2 separate regions of the Homo sapiens genome follow, and region 2 is linked to region 1. The links are chromatin loops, found by intact Hi-C in ENCODE. Cell type or tissue: IMR-90. All regions are shown on one strand.

Evidence for each region. Peaks named below come from ENCODE experiments on the same cell type or tissue, not always from the same donor. Only the 100,000 strongest peaks of a DNase experiment are listed, where the experiment ranks them.
Region 2: it touches region 1 in a loop (3-fold over the local background); 6 of 110 quality-filtered maps call a loop at or near these places.

The regions. Positions count from the first base shown.
Region 1 is chr10:3,447,597-3,455,596 of GRCh38, reverse strand. All of the region lies in intron 3 of LINC02669 (long intergenic non-protein coding RNA 2669), which reads left to right. The region is part of intron 1 of LOC105376360 (a long non-coding RNA gene); the gene reads right to left. LOC124902538 (a long non-coding RNA gene) reads right to left here and starts at 5,963. Exons shown (of 2, transcript XR_007062362.1): 1 at 2,908-5,963. RefSeq lists an enhancer at 2,698-3,335. In IMR-90, a CTCF peak has its summit at 3,110 (motif pointing left); DNase peaks (open chromatin) are centred at 2,436 and 3,186; H3K4me3 peaks cover 477 bases; H3K27ac peaks cover 2,802 bases.
Region 2 is chr10:3,619,562-3,627,561 of GRCh38, reverse strand. The region is part of intron 1 of LOC105376360 (a long non-coding RNA gene); the gene reads right to left. Among named protein-coding and RNA genes, the nearest start is that of LINC02669, 120 kb to the right of the region's middle. In IMR-90, no CTCF peak of the experiment used is centred here; DNase peaks (open chromatin) are centred at 1,391, 3,001 and 3,571; H3K27ac peaks cover 1,253 bases.

The sequences.
Region 1 (8,000 bases):
AAAACCTTGAGTTTGCTGGTGCAGGAAATTTTGCCTATGGGAAAATGCATACTTTCTGTCTAGAGTCATGGAGTCTCCGTGTGAGGTTGGGGTGGTGAGGATCGGGCTCAAAGATAACACAAATGCATGTGTAGCCAATTGCCAAGGGGCACGGTGAACAGGGACTTGTCCTTTCCCTGTTAGGGCTTTCAAATCTCAGAGTAACTGGTGACCTGGGGAATGTGGGTGTGTGGAACCTTCCCCACCCCACCGGACCGCATTTCCCAGTAACAGGATGGATGCCATCCATTCGACTTTGCACCATCTCCAGGTCTCCAAAGACCCACGTATGACGGAAAGAAACATTTGCCAACATGAGGCCTGCCTTAGCCACCAGCAGCCACTTAGAAGACACCGTGAAATCAGGAAATGAGATTCTCAGGCTTCACAGGGTCTTTGTTAATGTTGCTTTCTTGGTTTCCTAAAATCCATTTTTTTAAATTAAAAAAAAGTCCAGCTCAGAAGTAAATGGCTTAATTTATCCTAAGACTATTTTGGAAACATACACCTTCAGACTTGCAGCTAGATCTAATTTATCCCTAGACAACGGCCTTTCTGAGGTCCCTGAATCATAAACTCCATTCTCAAACCAGTCATTGAAAAAGATACAGTATATACACTCTGCCCAAGAAATATGATTTTTTCCTGCAAGGAGACAGAAAAGAGGAAAGACACTTGAATTTGTTCAGCCTTTCCTTTGTTATTTTTATTTCAAATGAGTGGAGTGTTTTAAAAGCTTCATCTACAAAATTAGGGGGTAAAAATCACAGCTACAGAAAGCTAAAAGCATCCATCCAATGGCATCAAATATTTATGGGTGTAAACTTTGAATGAAAGATCTCAAGTCACTTTGAAATGTTTTAAGTGAATAATTAAATTTTAAAGCAACCACTGTGCCGGCGCGGTCGCTCACGCCTGTAATCTAGCACTTTGGGAGGCCGAGGCAGGCGGATTGCCTGAGCTCAGGAGTTTGAGACTAGCCTGGGCAACATGGCTAAACCCCATCTCTACTAAAAAAGTAGCTGGGCGTGGTAGCTCGCACCTGTAATCCCAGATACTCGGGAGGCTGAGGCACGAGAATCGCTTGAACCTGGGAGGCGGAGGTTGCAGTGAGCCAAGATAGTGCCACTGCACTCCAGCCTGGGCAACAGAGTGAGACTCTGTCTCAAAAAAGTAAAAATAAAATAAAATAAAACAACCGCTGGAAGGCCTGGTGCTGTGAGTGGCACCGTCGTTGCAAGGACCACACTTGGGCCTGTTTCTGCCGCTTGGTCATGAGACAGAACAGAATCCATTGGGGATGTTATGGAGAAGGACAACGTGGCTAAACTGAAGGAAGAATTTTCTCTTTTTTTCTTTTTCTTTCTTTCTTTTTTTTTTTTTTTTTTAGAGACGGAGTTTCTCTCCTATAGCCCAGGCTGGAGTGCAATGGCATGATCTCGGCTCACTGCAACCTCTGCCTCCCGGGTTCAAGAGATTCTTCCGCCTCAGCCTCCCAAGTAGCTGGGATTATGGGTGCCCGCCACCACGCCCTGCTAATTTTTGTATCTTTAATAAAGACAGGGTTTCACTATGTTGGTCAGGCTGATCTTGAACTCCTGACCTCATGACCTGCCCGCCTCGGCCTCCCAAAGTGCTGATATTACAGGCATGAGCCACCAAGCCCAGCTGAATTTTCTATTAACCCTGACTGAGCAGCAATAAATAGGCCACCAGTAATAGAGAACATCAGGTTAGCTGAATGGACAGCTGTCAGCAGCAGAAAGAAGGTTTTTAATTGAGGAGGAAGTTAAATTACATTCACTTAAAGGTTACATTCAGTTCTGATATTTTGATGCATGTTTTACAAAATATTGTATTCTACGGCAAGAGTTATTGCTCTCTACACTTTCCTTGGGAGGAATTACATCATGGTCCACTGTCCCCAAGAAAAACCCTTGAGGAGATACAGGCTTCAGAGTTCTTCTTTTCTTTTTCAATCTTCAAAATATGGTATATTCACCATATTTTTCCACAGGACCCTAAGCAGGGCTAGAGCAGTCATCTATTTGTAAAATACGTTAATACTTCTGTACTAATTGTATACATATTCAGAATAAAGGACTTAGAAAGCTTGTCATCAATATTGTATAAATCTGCTCACTTTTTGCTGCCATATGTATTTTGGTGTCAGTTCTACAAATATGACTTTGTTTTCAGACTTTTCCTGATTTTAGAATTTGCACATGAGAAATCATATCTTAGATTTTAGAATCAGCCATTACCAAGGTTTAACTCTGGCCCCATCTGCTAAAAGACATGTCCTTGAGCAAACGATTTCATCAGTTTCTCTTTAGCATGTTACGATGGGGGTTAGAAAAGGCTGAGCGGCATGTCCCTGTGTGATAGTACATTCCAAACCTATGACTGGAAATAAAAAGCGTTGTATTTTCACTGAGGTCAGAGAAAAACATCAGAGCTTACTAGAAGATGCGTGCCCTCCTTCCTAGAGTAAAAGCTCTTTGAAGTAGCATTTGTATGTTTTTGTGTTTGCAGCCAGTACTCTATACTCTAATTTTCTAAAATTAAATTGAATTACAGTGAGGAAAGAGAAATTCGGTGAAGAGATGAAAAGACTCCTGAGTCATTCTGAAGGCTTCTCTGGAAGGAAGCCCTAGAATTCACTTTTGCAGTGCTTTCAGAAGAGGATGAAATCAGCCCCTTCCAGCCTCAATCGTCCTGCCCCACAGAAGGCCTTGGGGATAATAGCCCTGAGGTCCCTTCTTTTCCTGTATTCTTAAGAATTCACAGTTCTTTTTGGAGAGGAAGATGGCAAATTAATAATAATAATGATAGTAATGTAACAATAATAATAAAACAAAGACCTACCTTAGAGTTGTCAATTAAACAGTACCAATATATAGCTCAGGTAGTTTGTGTTTGATAAGATGATTCACTTTGCACCAGGTTTGAGAATATCCTGTTGTACTTCTTTGCAAATTCTTTTCTGAAACAGGATGTTTTCATTGTCTTACAATTGCTGCTATAGAAAAGAAAGGCCCTGATTTGAAATAGGCTGGTAACCCCTACTGGGAGAAAGCAGTAGTCCCTGTGTCAAAGCCTTTCCTCAAAACGAAAGTCATGTTGCTTTTGGGATGAATTCCGGGGGCTGAAGGCCTGCTGTAGCTCCCTGTAAATCAGACTTCCTGGCTAGATTAAGCACTCAACAATGCTGAACAGACCGCAAATGTTATTGCAAGCAAAATCCTATTTTAATCTGCCCTCCTGACTCTTGGAATGTTAAATTCAACTGCAACTTGGAAAGTTCCATCCCTTTGATCTCCCATCGAAGTGGGCTTATTTTTGAAGTAAAAGCTGCTTACTTTGGGATTTGACGTCTTTAAAAGTACTTTTTTTAAGTCAAATACGTTAAGCATCCTCTCTGATTCATGAAAAGGCAGTTTTTCTTTCCCTTGGGATGCTGTATTTATATGAAGGCATGGGAGGCAGGGAAGAACAATGTGGAATGTGTGAGTTTGTAAGATGTTCACATTCCCAAAATAAATGGGATCTGCTGCTTTAAGGGTAGTAGGCAGTGTGGGTAGGTGCCCGGTGCAATTGACCTCCTTGCTAGAAAATCACAGATCATTAGCACTGGCAGTGACTCTGTTATGTTTACAACCCATTGCAAAACAGCAGTGAAAACAAAGCAGTGTGGGTGAAACACAGAATCTATCATCTATCACGCTTTGCCTAGTAAAGCTCTGTAAGTGCTGGCATCTTTGCTGAGAACCCAGACAAGCCCTCTTCTGTTTGGGCATAGGATAGTTCTGACCTAGAAATGACCACCTAGAAACAGGCAGAACCAGAACATGGTATTTAGAGGAAAGAGGAGGAGGGAGGAGGAATCGGCTTAGCAATGACCCACAAGTATTCAAAGGGTGTCCTACACAATGCTGTGTGGCACCCTTGGCCAGACTGCAGGTGCCTTCAAGCTGAAGGCTTTATCAAGATAGATGGACAGGTTCTTCAGGCCCAGTGGAGCTTTACAGGGAGGTGCAGGGAGGAAGAGAAGTTCTGAGATCCTGCTGCAACCTGCCCACCACTCTTCATTCCTGCCGATCATGGGTAGTTAGGGTATGTGACCATGCCCTCCATTCAACCTTGTAAGATTAAGCTCTTTCTCTACAATGTGACTCAACTCATAAGTGACCTTCTATGGAAATGAATTCACTTTGCAGCAGTGATTACTGTAATGACCTCTTGCTCCTCCATGGTGGCTTTCATCTGAGAAGCTTCAGCACCTTCTAAACAATAATTAGCCACACCACTATGTGGTCTTCGCAATTGAATAAATTAAGCACAATCAACCTTGAACTACCTGAATCTTAATGACTTACATGGGGCCACATAATGGCTAGTGGCACACCACGAAGAACCTGAGAACGTCCATGTCTAGTCCCTATTCTAGCCTGTGTTAAACGGTGTTATTTTAATTCTGTTTTTGAAACTATATTCTACTAACATACTTAGAAAAAGATGATTCATTGAGTTTTGTCCATCTCAAATGAGGAAAGAGAGAAACAAGGATAAACTGAAGGAAAACATAACTTGAAGAGGGGAGAAAAGAGAAGCGGGACTTATCCTCGGTGAGGTTTGGAAAGTACTGTGATTCTGCACACTTCATCTCATGACATATTTATGTTTCTAGGAATCAAGTGCTCAAAGCACCCTCATTCTAGGCCTCTGCTCTGAGTTCACACTCTAGGTGGGCCCGTTCTTCCCAAGGTGACTTCACGTGGCACTGCTCTCTCCCTTCTCCATTCCTGTAGTCCTGTCATCTTTTTAGCCTGTGTTGCTAATATTAGATGGCATACTAGGACGGAAGTTAAAGTAATTCATCCTAAGTTTGGGATTAACTTTGAATTTTTGATAAAGCCTAGCTTTTGATAGAAGGTTAGTAAATGTAAGTTGAATAAAAGGAAGAAAGGAAGGGAGGGAGGGAGAAAAGGAAGAAAGAGGGGAGAGAAGAAAGGAAAAGAAGAAGAAGTGTAGGTGAATAGAAGTATAGAGACAGAATGTTTAAGAAGCCCAGCTGGGTAAATTTGGGAATTATCCCTGAGAGGCAAGGATAGTTCATCATAGATGAATCAATAAATGCAATATACCACATGAAGAGAATGAAGGATAAAAATTACACAATCATTTCAATAGATTCAGAAAAGGCATTTGGTAACATTCAACATCGTCTCATGATGAAAACTGTCAACACATTAGGTATTGAAGGAACATACCTCAACATCAAACAAGCCATACATGGCAAGCCCACAGATAGCATCATACTCGAAGGTAAAAAGCTGAAAGCTTTTTCTCTAAGATCAGGAGCAAGACAGGGATTCCCACGTTCTCCACTTCTATTCAACATAGTGCTGGAGTCCTAGACAGAGCAATTAGGTGAGAAAAAAAAGTAAAAGGCATTCACATTAGAGAGGAAGAAGTAAAATTGTCTTTGTGTGCAGATAGCATGATCTTATATACAGAAAACCCAGAAGACTCCACCAAAAATCTGTTAGAACTGTTGAATGAAGTTAGCAAAGTTGCAAGATAGAAAATCAACATACAAAAACCAGTAGCATTCTCTACATTAAAAATGAACCACCCAAAATAGAAATTAAGAAAACAATCCTGTTGTAATAGCATCATAAAGAATAAAATACTTAGGTATAAACTTAACTGAGGTGGTAAAAGCTCTATATACTGAAAGCTAAACAACTATGATGAGAAAAATTAGATAAAAATAAATGGAAAAGTATTTCATGTTCATGGATTAGAAAAATTAATATTGTTTAATGTCCACACCACTCAAAAGGATCTACAGATTCAACACAATTCCTATCAAAATTTCAGAGGCTTTTTTTTCAAAGAAATAGAAAAAGGAATCCTAAAATTCATAAGCAATCACAAAGAATTCTAATAGCCAAAGCAATGTTGAGCAAAAAGAACAAAGATAGAGGCACTCTACCTCTTGATTTCAAATTTCATTACGTGCTATGATAATGAAGACAGGATGGTACTGGCATAAAAAAAACAGACCCACAAACCAATGAAATAGAATAGAGAGCCCAGAAATAAATGTATACATATATACAGTCAATTAATTTTTGATAGGGTGCCAAGAATACACAATGAGGAAATGATAGACTCTTCAATAAATGGTGCAGGGAGAACTGAATATCCACATATGGAAGAGTGAAATTGGATCCTTGTACCATATAGAAAAATCAACTCTAAATGGACTTAAGATTTAATCATAAGACCTGAAAGTGTAAGACTCCCAGAAGAAAACATCGGGGAAAAGTTTGTTGTCATTGATTGGTCTTGGCAGTGTTTTTCTGGATATGACACCAAAAGCACAGACAACAAATGTCAAAATAAACAAGCAAAATATACCTAACTATAAAGCTCTGCACAGTAGAAGAAACAATCTACAAAATAGAAAGGCAACCTAGAGAATGAAAAAAAAGTGTGCAAGTCATATATCTGATAAGGGATTAGCATCCAAAATATACAAATAATTTATACAAATAGCAAAAAAAAAAAATCAAATAACCTGATTATAAAAGGGATAAAAGACCTGAATAGGCATTTCTCCAAGGAAGACACACAAAAGATAAACAGGTTCATGAAAAAGTGCTCAACATCACTAATTATCAGTAAATCAAAAGCACAACGAGATATCACCTCACACCTGTGAGAATGGCTATTATTCAGAAAAAAAAAAAGATAAGAAGTGTTAGTTACTGAAGATGTAGAGAAAAAGAAACCTGTGTACATTGCTAGTGGAAATACTGGTACAGCCATTGTAGAAAACAGTCGGAGGTTTCTCAAAAAAAAGTAAGCATAGAAACATCAAATTGTCCAGCAATTGCACTTTGGGGTATATATCCAAAGGAAATAAAATTAGTATCTCTAAGAGATCTCTGAACCCTGTGTTTGTTGCAAAGTTATTCACTACAGCCACGACGTGGAAACAGCCTCAATGCTCATTGGTGGATGAATGGATAAAGAAAATGGGGCATATTTGTACAAGGGAATATTATTCAGCCTTTAAAAAGAAGGAAATGTTGTCATTTGCAACAACATGGATGAACCTGGAGGACATTATGCTAAGTGAAATAATCCAAGCACAGAAAAATACCACATGACTTCATTTATATATGGAACCTAAAATAGTTAAATTCATAGAAGCAGAAAGGAGAGTGGTGATTACCAGGGGCTGGGAGAAGGGAGGAACAGGGCATTGATGGTCAAAGGGAACAAAGTTTCAGTTATGCCAGGTGGATGCGGTATGAGCTCTACTCTACAGCATAGCACCCATAGCTAACAAGACTGTATTGTGTACTTAAAATTGCTAAGACAGTGGATCTTATGTGAACGCTTCATAAAACAACAAACAACAACAACTTAACAATAATAATAACGGGGTGGAAGAAAACCCTTGGAGGTGAGGGATGTGTTTACCACCCTGATGATGGTGCTGGTTTCACTGGTGGATACTTATCCTCAAACTCATCGAGTGCAGACACTAAACTTGGACAGGTTTAATTTTATGATTGCATGCCAATCGTACCCCAATCAAGCCATTTTTAAAAAGAAATAAATTAGGAAAGTAAAAAAAATAAAAATTAAAAATTACAAAAGCCCAGTGGGTTGGCTCTACCACTTCCTAGGAAACCAACTTATAGAGCCTTTCTCTAAGTTTCAGTTTCTTCACCAGTAAAATGAAGATTATAGACATATCTTTATTTCAATATTGTTTGAAAGCTTTCATGGGATAATACACAATTCTTAGCCCTGCTGATTGGTACACAATAATTTGTAACTGTTGCTTCTATTCGTATGAAGAAGAAGAATAAATGAAATAATTATTGTTGTCTTAGAATGCATATTTTCCAGAAGAATAATTTTTTAACAGTACAGTC
Region 2 (8,000 bases), 170 kb before region 1:
AATTAAAGACATTTTGGTAAGGATGTGAAAGGACAATGTTATGATTTCAGTGTGTTTATTTTCCTGAGGATTCATTGTTTTGAGCATCTTTTCATAACTTCTTTTTTTCTTTTGCTGCTGTAGTTTCCGTTTTGTTTTATTCTACGCCTGGTTGTTTTGATATGGTGCTGAACATGGCGTATGTGGAAATATCCTGAGGCCTTGAATGTTACTGTACTCCTCCTAGGATGGCTTATTTTTGGTTTCTGACAAGCTGGGTGTTTGGGAGCACTTAGCAAAGGGAGATGATTTAGACAGGATTTGCAGCAATGGAGTGAGCTGGGCCTCAACCCTCCAAGGGCAGTGCTGCCTCCACTTGACCCTTGTTTTAGTTTCCCAAGGCTGCCATGACAAAGTTACCAAAACTGGTGGCTTAGAACAGCAGAAATATATTCTCTCTCATCGACAGGACTGGTTTCTCATGAAGGTGTGAGGAAGAATCTACTCCAGGCATTCTCCTAGCTTCCGGGGTTGTGCTGACGGTCTTTGATGTGTGGAAGCATCACAGCATCCCCGGCTTCATCTTCATATGGTGCTCTCCTCATGTGCTTGTCTGTGTCCAAATCTGCCCATTTTATAAAGACACCATCGTATTGGAGAAGGGCCCATTCTAATGATCTTAACTTGATCGTCTGCAAAGACGCTATCACCAAAGAAGGTCACATTCACAGGCCACAGGGATTAGGACTTAAACCACCTTTTGAGGATGCAATGAAACTCACAGCACTCCTTATTCCTACACCTTAGCCAAAGGAGTGTTGAATAAAGGCCTTATTCATTGGTGGGCCGGCACAGTCAAATTGTGTCCCTTGAATTCCACAGGTGTTCTGCAATCTCACTTGTCCTCTCTGCTTCTAAGCTGCCGTGCTTAGAATCAACAGGTGCCTCACAGGGAAAACAAGCCCCGTCTGTCAGGATGTCCTGAATGGTAGCCCCTCAGGTTCTCCCTGCTTTGCTGTAGGCAAATGTGTGACACTAAGTTACACTGAAACGTCAGAGAGACAATTAATAACTTTTGACACGTGTCCCATGCTATATTTGGAACATACATGAACTAAAAATTACCTATTGCTTATCTGAAACTGAAATTTTAACTGGTGTTCAGTTTTCTTAATTGTGAAATCTGAGGTTTCTACTTTGGGAGCCCTATAGTTTCAAACAGATTTTAATTGTGTGTGTGTATATATTGATACATTTAACACATAGTATGTCTCATTGTTTTGAGTTGGAAGGTGAGTCAGAAGCCAGCTAGATGGACATTGCTAGAAGAGGAATTCTCCTCTGTTTTGACAAAAGTTTTTTACTGGCTAGGGATTCCTAGAGGACTGGTCATACCTCTTTGCACTCTCGCCTTATACAAAAAGCACAGAATAAACACTGGCCAGATGGAAATGAACTAAGTGATGCCCTTTATACTAACGCGCATATCCATTTCACAATGCCATGGACCAATGTTCTCATCTCAGTTGTGACTTAACTCTCTCTCCCCAACGAGCGAGGGGCTGAATGATCACCTTAGTCTTCACCGGAAGAATTCTCCTGGGATGACTTCAAGGAGTGTAAGTCTATTTTATTTTCTAAATGTCCCAAGACTTGCAATTGTTGAGTATTGAATATTTTCTTAGTAAATGATCTTGTCGTGAACGGGCTAGCCTTCTTTTTTTGTTCTATCAAGAAGCAGGTCTATGCTGTCAGGCCCCCTTGCCATGATCCAATAGAGGCAGAAGTGTGGTTGCAAGCTAATAATCTATGCATGGTTCTACCCATTGTAGGATGATGGCTTGGGCAGCCCGGGCTATTTTATTGTTCTAAAGAAATAATAGGCTGAGGACACTTTACTGCCAAGAGAACAGAATGATCATCAGTAGCTTAACTGAGCTGAACATAAACGACCTTATTTAAATCTCTTAAAATCTGGAGAGGAAACAAATCTCTCCCTTGTTGAATGTTAAATGAAAACAAATTGTTAGATAACTTCTCTATGTTCATTTACCTTCCTTCTCCCATGCTGCCAAAATCAAAGAAAGAAAAAAAAAGTCTTATAATTTAAAAAAGGTCTCGATGAGTAAAATATTTAGCGTGATGGAAAACTCAAAGTAAGTTTTCTTAAAAATAAAATAAGACATTTTTGTTCTAAGAAGATTTGGAAGGTCCTGAAATACCCAGTAATTAAAATTACTCAGAGAGAATTACATAATCTAACAGATGCAATTTTTATATCTGTGCTTCATTAATCTAGTGTTCCTTGAGCACACACTACCACATTACCGTTTGCTGAGGACACATTTCAAGCTGTCAAAGATTAATTAGGTAAATCATCACTAGTATTTTAGGATAATAATTTGTTTTCTTTACACTCTTCTTAGGTAGCTAAATGATAATCTCCATTGGTCTTTTTCACAACACTCTGGGCTAAGTTTTTTTTTTATTTTTTAATGTAAGCCTAGTGCTCTGGAATAATTACCAGGACTTCTCAAGATGCCTGCTTTTCCTACAGCTGACTTGCAACAATTTATAGAAACTTACAAATAAGCTACATACCAGGGAAAGCTCTGTGCCCAACACACCAAAGCATCAAATAAGCTTAGTACCAGTGAGACTCTGAGCCCAATATACCAAAAAGTACCGAGTCTGGCTTCAAAAAGTGTAACATCTCAAATCAGTGCCTGGAGTATTGAAAGACATTGTTTTTTAATTTTGTGATTTTAAAAAACTTTTCCCCTGAATGCTAGGGAATTGATCTGAGAATCATCATCTCAATGCATTTCCTGAGGAATTCTTTGGGAGCAGGAATTTGTCAGACTTTAATGCAAATGGGCAGTGCCTGCAAGTTCTTGCCCCTTATTTATTATTCGCTTTAGTATAATGTCGATGTTCAGAGTGTGCTTTGGTAGGAATTTGGTGGCATTTCCTCCATGCCTCAGTGTGTTAGTCAAAGCCCCACGGCTTTTCAAACCACGTCAGATCCTCCACTTGCACGTCGTCTTGTGCAAAACCTGTTTCCCTCTTACTCAGTGGTTCAGCCTGTTCCCATTCTACAGCTCTTACAGCGAGTTCCAAAAACTAGTTTCTCAACGCAGATAGAATGGAAAAGAGCAGCAACAATAAAGATTTATCATTAAGGACTGTGATGGAAGTTTACTTCATCTCCACTTAAACAAACAAAATAGTAAACCAATTGATTTGGTAAATCAAGCCATTGATTCTTATCATCAAATAAATCTTTATTGTCTTAATTACCTAATATCACTTGTATCATTGTGAATTTGCAATTTTAGCTCTGCTGTATAGAACATGATACTGCTGCCAAAACGCTTTACACAGTAATTCAGTGAAAGAGCGTTCACAAAGCATGTTTTCAAAGTATTCTTTATGGATTCTTCTAAGAGTGAAATTCATGTTTATGGAATTATATGGTCTCTCATAAACTTTTCCCTCCTTCCTCTATTTATAGTGGACAAATTTTGCCAAGCCTGGGTCAAGAACTATGTCAAATATTCGAACGATGTTGCAGTGTTGAATTCCTCAACACAGACCAGCTCCTCGGCTTTGGTTTCGTAACGGTTGTGTCCTCATGAATTGAAGGTTTATGCTTCTATTTTGAACCAATCTGTTAGACTCATTAGCATTCTCGTTCACTTGCCCTACATAGCTGGAGCTGTTTCCCTCTTTAGGTGTGAGAGCAACAGCTGTGGAAAATATTCAAATTATACTGGTGACCTTGTTAACAAGGAACTTGCGAGCACATTTGCCTCCACTGGAACTGTAATTTATAAAAATATAATTTAGCCACAGAGCTAGTAAAATGGGTTAACAATTATTTTTATTGTGTAGGCCATTTCGTTGTTTCTTTCCATATTTGTTATTGAAATTACAGTAATAAGAACAAAGCATTTTACCATTCTCATTACATGCCACACAACCCGAGCAGTGATTTAAAGAAAAAAAAAATTGAGTGCAGGATGTGATGTTAGCAGGGAGCACCTCTGCGATGCTGACATCCTCCTGGCACTCTTTCTGACTCATTATCCAGTTCCCTGATTTATCTAGAAACCTTGCACCAAGTTAAAAATATTTTGGTTTAGATATAACTGATATTGTCTCCTTCTGGCTCAGAAACTTCCCACCAGTCCTTTTTTGCCTTTTGAAAAGCAGATGAACCCTGTGTGGCTTTGGAGGTTTCCTGCAATGTAGTTCCACCAGCTGGTGCAGCCATTGCCTCTGTACAAGAGCTCCTGGGCTCTGACAAACAGAGTGACTGCTGCTCCCCCTAGCACCAGCCTTTCCGGGCCATCTGGCCTCAGATACTGGCATTGCTCATCCTTGGGGATCTCTTCTCCTTCTAATGACCATCCCACTTGAAGGATCATCTGAAGGCCAACTCCTGCATTAAGAGTTTCCCCATGCCCTCCCACATAACTCCATCTGTGCCCCACTGAAGGCACATTCATTATGCACCTCATTTCATCTGAACTCTCTGGTAGTCCCTTTTTATACTTCTCTTGTGATTCAGGTTTCATAACTCTTGAGGGCAAAGACTCTTTTACTCATCTGTCCCTTTACTCTGTAAGCTAGGTCCACAATAAATGTTCATTAACTTAAATTCTAAAACTTCATTTTGTTGGATAAAGAATAACCACAGAATGGAGACAAAAAATCTCACTTGCAGAATATGGTATTTTCTCTGTTCACCAGAAGTGTATTGCTCCAAATGCACTGAGAGTGTTGGAGGTTAGGACTGACAACATTTTTCCAAAAGCACAGCACAGATGGGCTCAAAAAGCAAAATAGGAGACCAGCAATCTATTCACAGAGCACTTTCACCTTGGACTTCTTAGAACTCTTGACTGCCACCCACTGCTTTCCGTTGTTAAATTACCCTTTTCAGCTACAGTCATTCATTGCTTAATGTTGGGGACATGTTCTGGGAAATGTGCTATTAGGTGATTTTGTCATTGTGTGAACATCATAGAGTGTCCTTACACACATGTAGATGGCATAGCCTACTATACGCCTAGGCTGTATGATGTAGCCTGTGCCCCTAGGCTGCAAACCTGGATGGCATATGACTGTGCTGAATACTGTAGGCAATTGGAACACAATGGTATTGGTGTATCTAAACATACTAAACACGTAAAAGATACAGTAAAAATATGGTATTAGAATCTTATGGGACTACCATAGAATATGCGGTCCTTCATTGATGAATGGTCATTATGCAGCATATCAATTAGTCCATACCCTCTCTGTAAGGTAGGCATTTTGTCTTGTTGCCTCTACGTATCCCCTTCCCCTAGCAGAGTGTCTTGTCTATAGCAAGCCCCAGTAAATACTGTTGTTTTGCAATCCACATTGAGGAGGCCGAGCACAGCGCTTGGGTTTGCACCTGCCTGTATTTGCTTCTGCTTTGAGATTCACGTTTGGCCCGTCCCCTCCGTTCACCAGCCTGACCCTGCACTGGCTGCTCTTCCCAACGTGATGGATGCCCTGCCCTGACCAGGGGGTCCTCTTGCTTCATCCCTTTCATGGGCTGCATGCCATGAACCCAATGAGCTTCCTCACTAAAGCCTACTCTGATGCTGCTCTTGTCAGCTCCCCAAATGTAGCCTGGTCCCTGGCAGTACCAGTTGTCCCTACTTGACTACCTGGTGCAAAAGGAGCTACAGGAACTTATTGCTAAGTGATCAGACGATGCTACTACTTGTTGCTTTGAGGACTCAGCTTGAAAAACTACTTTTGTCTGAATTTCCTTTTTTTTTCCCCTAAATCTTTCTAGTGGTCTCAAAAGGTGTGAGTGTGAGGAATATTAATATACTTTTATGTATATGTTTTAAATTGCACAGATATTCGTGGGAAATAACTTTTTTTCAATAGGTTTTTGGGAAACAGGTGGTGTTTGGTTACATGAATAAGTTCTTTAGTGGTGATTTCTGAGATTTCAGTTCACCCATCACCTGAGCAGTGTCCACTGTACCCAATGTATAGCCTTTTATCCCTCATCCCCTCCCACCCTTTCCCCCAAGTCCCCAAAGTCCATTGTATTATTCTTATGTCTTTGTGTCCTCATAGCTTAGCTCCCATTTATGAGTGAGAACACAGGATGTTTGGCTTTCCATTCTTGAGTTACTTTACTTAGAATAATGGTCTCCAATTCCATCCAGGTTGCTGCAAATGCCATTATTTCATTCCTTTTTATGGCTTAGTAGTATTCCATGGTAAATATACATCACATTTTCTTTATCCACTCGTTGATTGATGGGCATTTGGGCTGGTTCCATATTTTTGCAGTTGCAAATTGTGGTGCTATAAACATATTTGTGCAAGTATCTTTTTCATCTAATGACTTCTTTTCTTCTGAGTAGATACCCAGGAGTGGGATGGTAGGTAGATCTACTTTTAGTTCTTTAAGGAATCTCATGGGAAATAATTTTCTATTACTGGTTTGATGCTTGCTCAAGTCAGTTTTTCAAGTTAGTTTTTCTTTCAGATGTATAATATGCTGAGTGTACATTTTAACAAGAACAGATGACCCAGACAAATTTTAAGAAAAATGGATTAGAAATACTGGACCAACATGTCCGTGAAGGAAGGAAAACGTCACACTACTCTTTTTTGTCTCTGTTTTTGTTTGTTTGGTTTTGGCTAGATTCCTGCTGGTGATGTCTCTATGAAAGTTTACAAACCAATGATCTGCCCCTCCCAGCCAGGTGCCAAGCCCTGTGTGGATTTCATCAGTCTTTTTCAGAGAAAGAGGGCACCATGTTTTGATCCTTCCCCTTGCATATCAACCATCTCACTTGCTCTGCTGCTTTACTGTTCAGCTTCACTCCCAGAAATTCCAGATTGCTATCATAGAATTCTTTTGCAGGGTTAGTGATGAGTTTTTACTTTATACTGAAACACACTGCTTGAAAATAAACAGAGTAGTCATTTTTTCCACCACTTTGTCTTCTTGGAAAATGTATGTGAGCATGTGTTGGTGCATGTATGTGCATGTGCAAGCATGTGTGCCCTGAACGTTTAAGCACATATGTGTGTTTTGCACTAGTAGAGAGGATATGACCAGACTCTATCATACAGCTCATGCAAAGCCGTTAGGTCAGTGTTTGACACATAATACATAATTTTAAAATAAGGAGCAGAAGAGGTAATGATCCTATTAGCACTAGAACTTAGTTAAAGGAAAACAGATATTCCTAAACTTGAAGTGATTTTTCAAGTATAGTAGCCATGTTTAGCTCTCAGTAATTTTGACCTCAAGATTTTAATCTAAGGAGTATTTCTCAAAGTAGGTCCACCTGATGTTAATAAATTTTACTCAAAACTAGGGACATATTTTAAAAATGTTCCATGACAAACAGTGCCTGTAAAATATTGGGTTAAAAACAATCAAGATGCGTTCTTTTTAGCAGGACTTGGCAGGGCTTCGAACCTGCTAAATTGCTCTGTGACCTACATTATGAATGATAGCCCGTAATTACTTGACCATGGAAGACTTTTCTAGGACTAGTGTTAAAAGTCAAAACAAAAACAAAGCAAAAATAACAAACAAAAACAGACACTGGAAAGTACAAACCTAGGGAATCCAGAATTTGGAACAGTTTTATAGGACTTGTGCAGATGAAACTCAGAGCTTTTCTCTTCTCTGATCCCAATTTAGAAGCCACTTGCCGAATTTTTTTTCATCTGTGTGCTCACTTAGATGTAACCTGAATTTAGGATTGAGACTTTTTCCAACTTCTTTCTCTAAAATTGAAAGGTCACATTTTTTCCATAACATAAAGCTCTCTAGGAATATATTGTCATTTCACAAGAGAAACTGTCTAAATGGTAGTTTCTCCTTTATAAGTTCATCAGAAACCAATGGACTGATGAGCTGAAGCACTCCTTCAATCTATAATTTTATGGAGGATTAAAAGTGGGATGTACAAATCTGCAATAAACCAACACAATTTATGGCC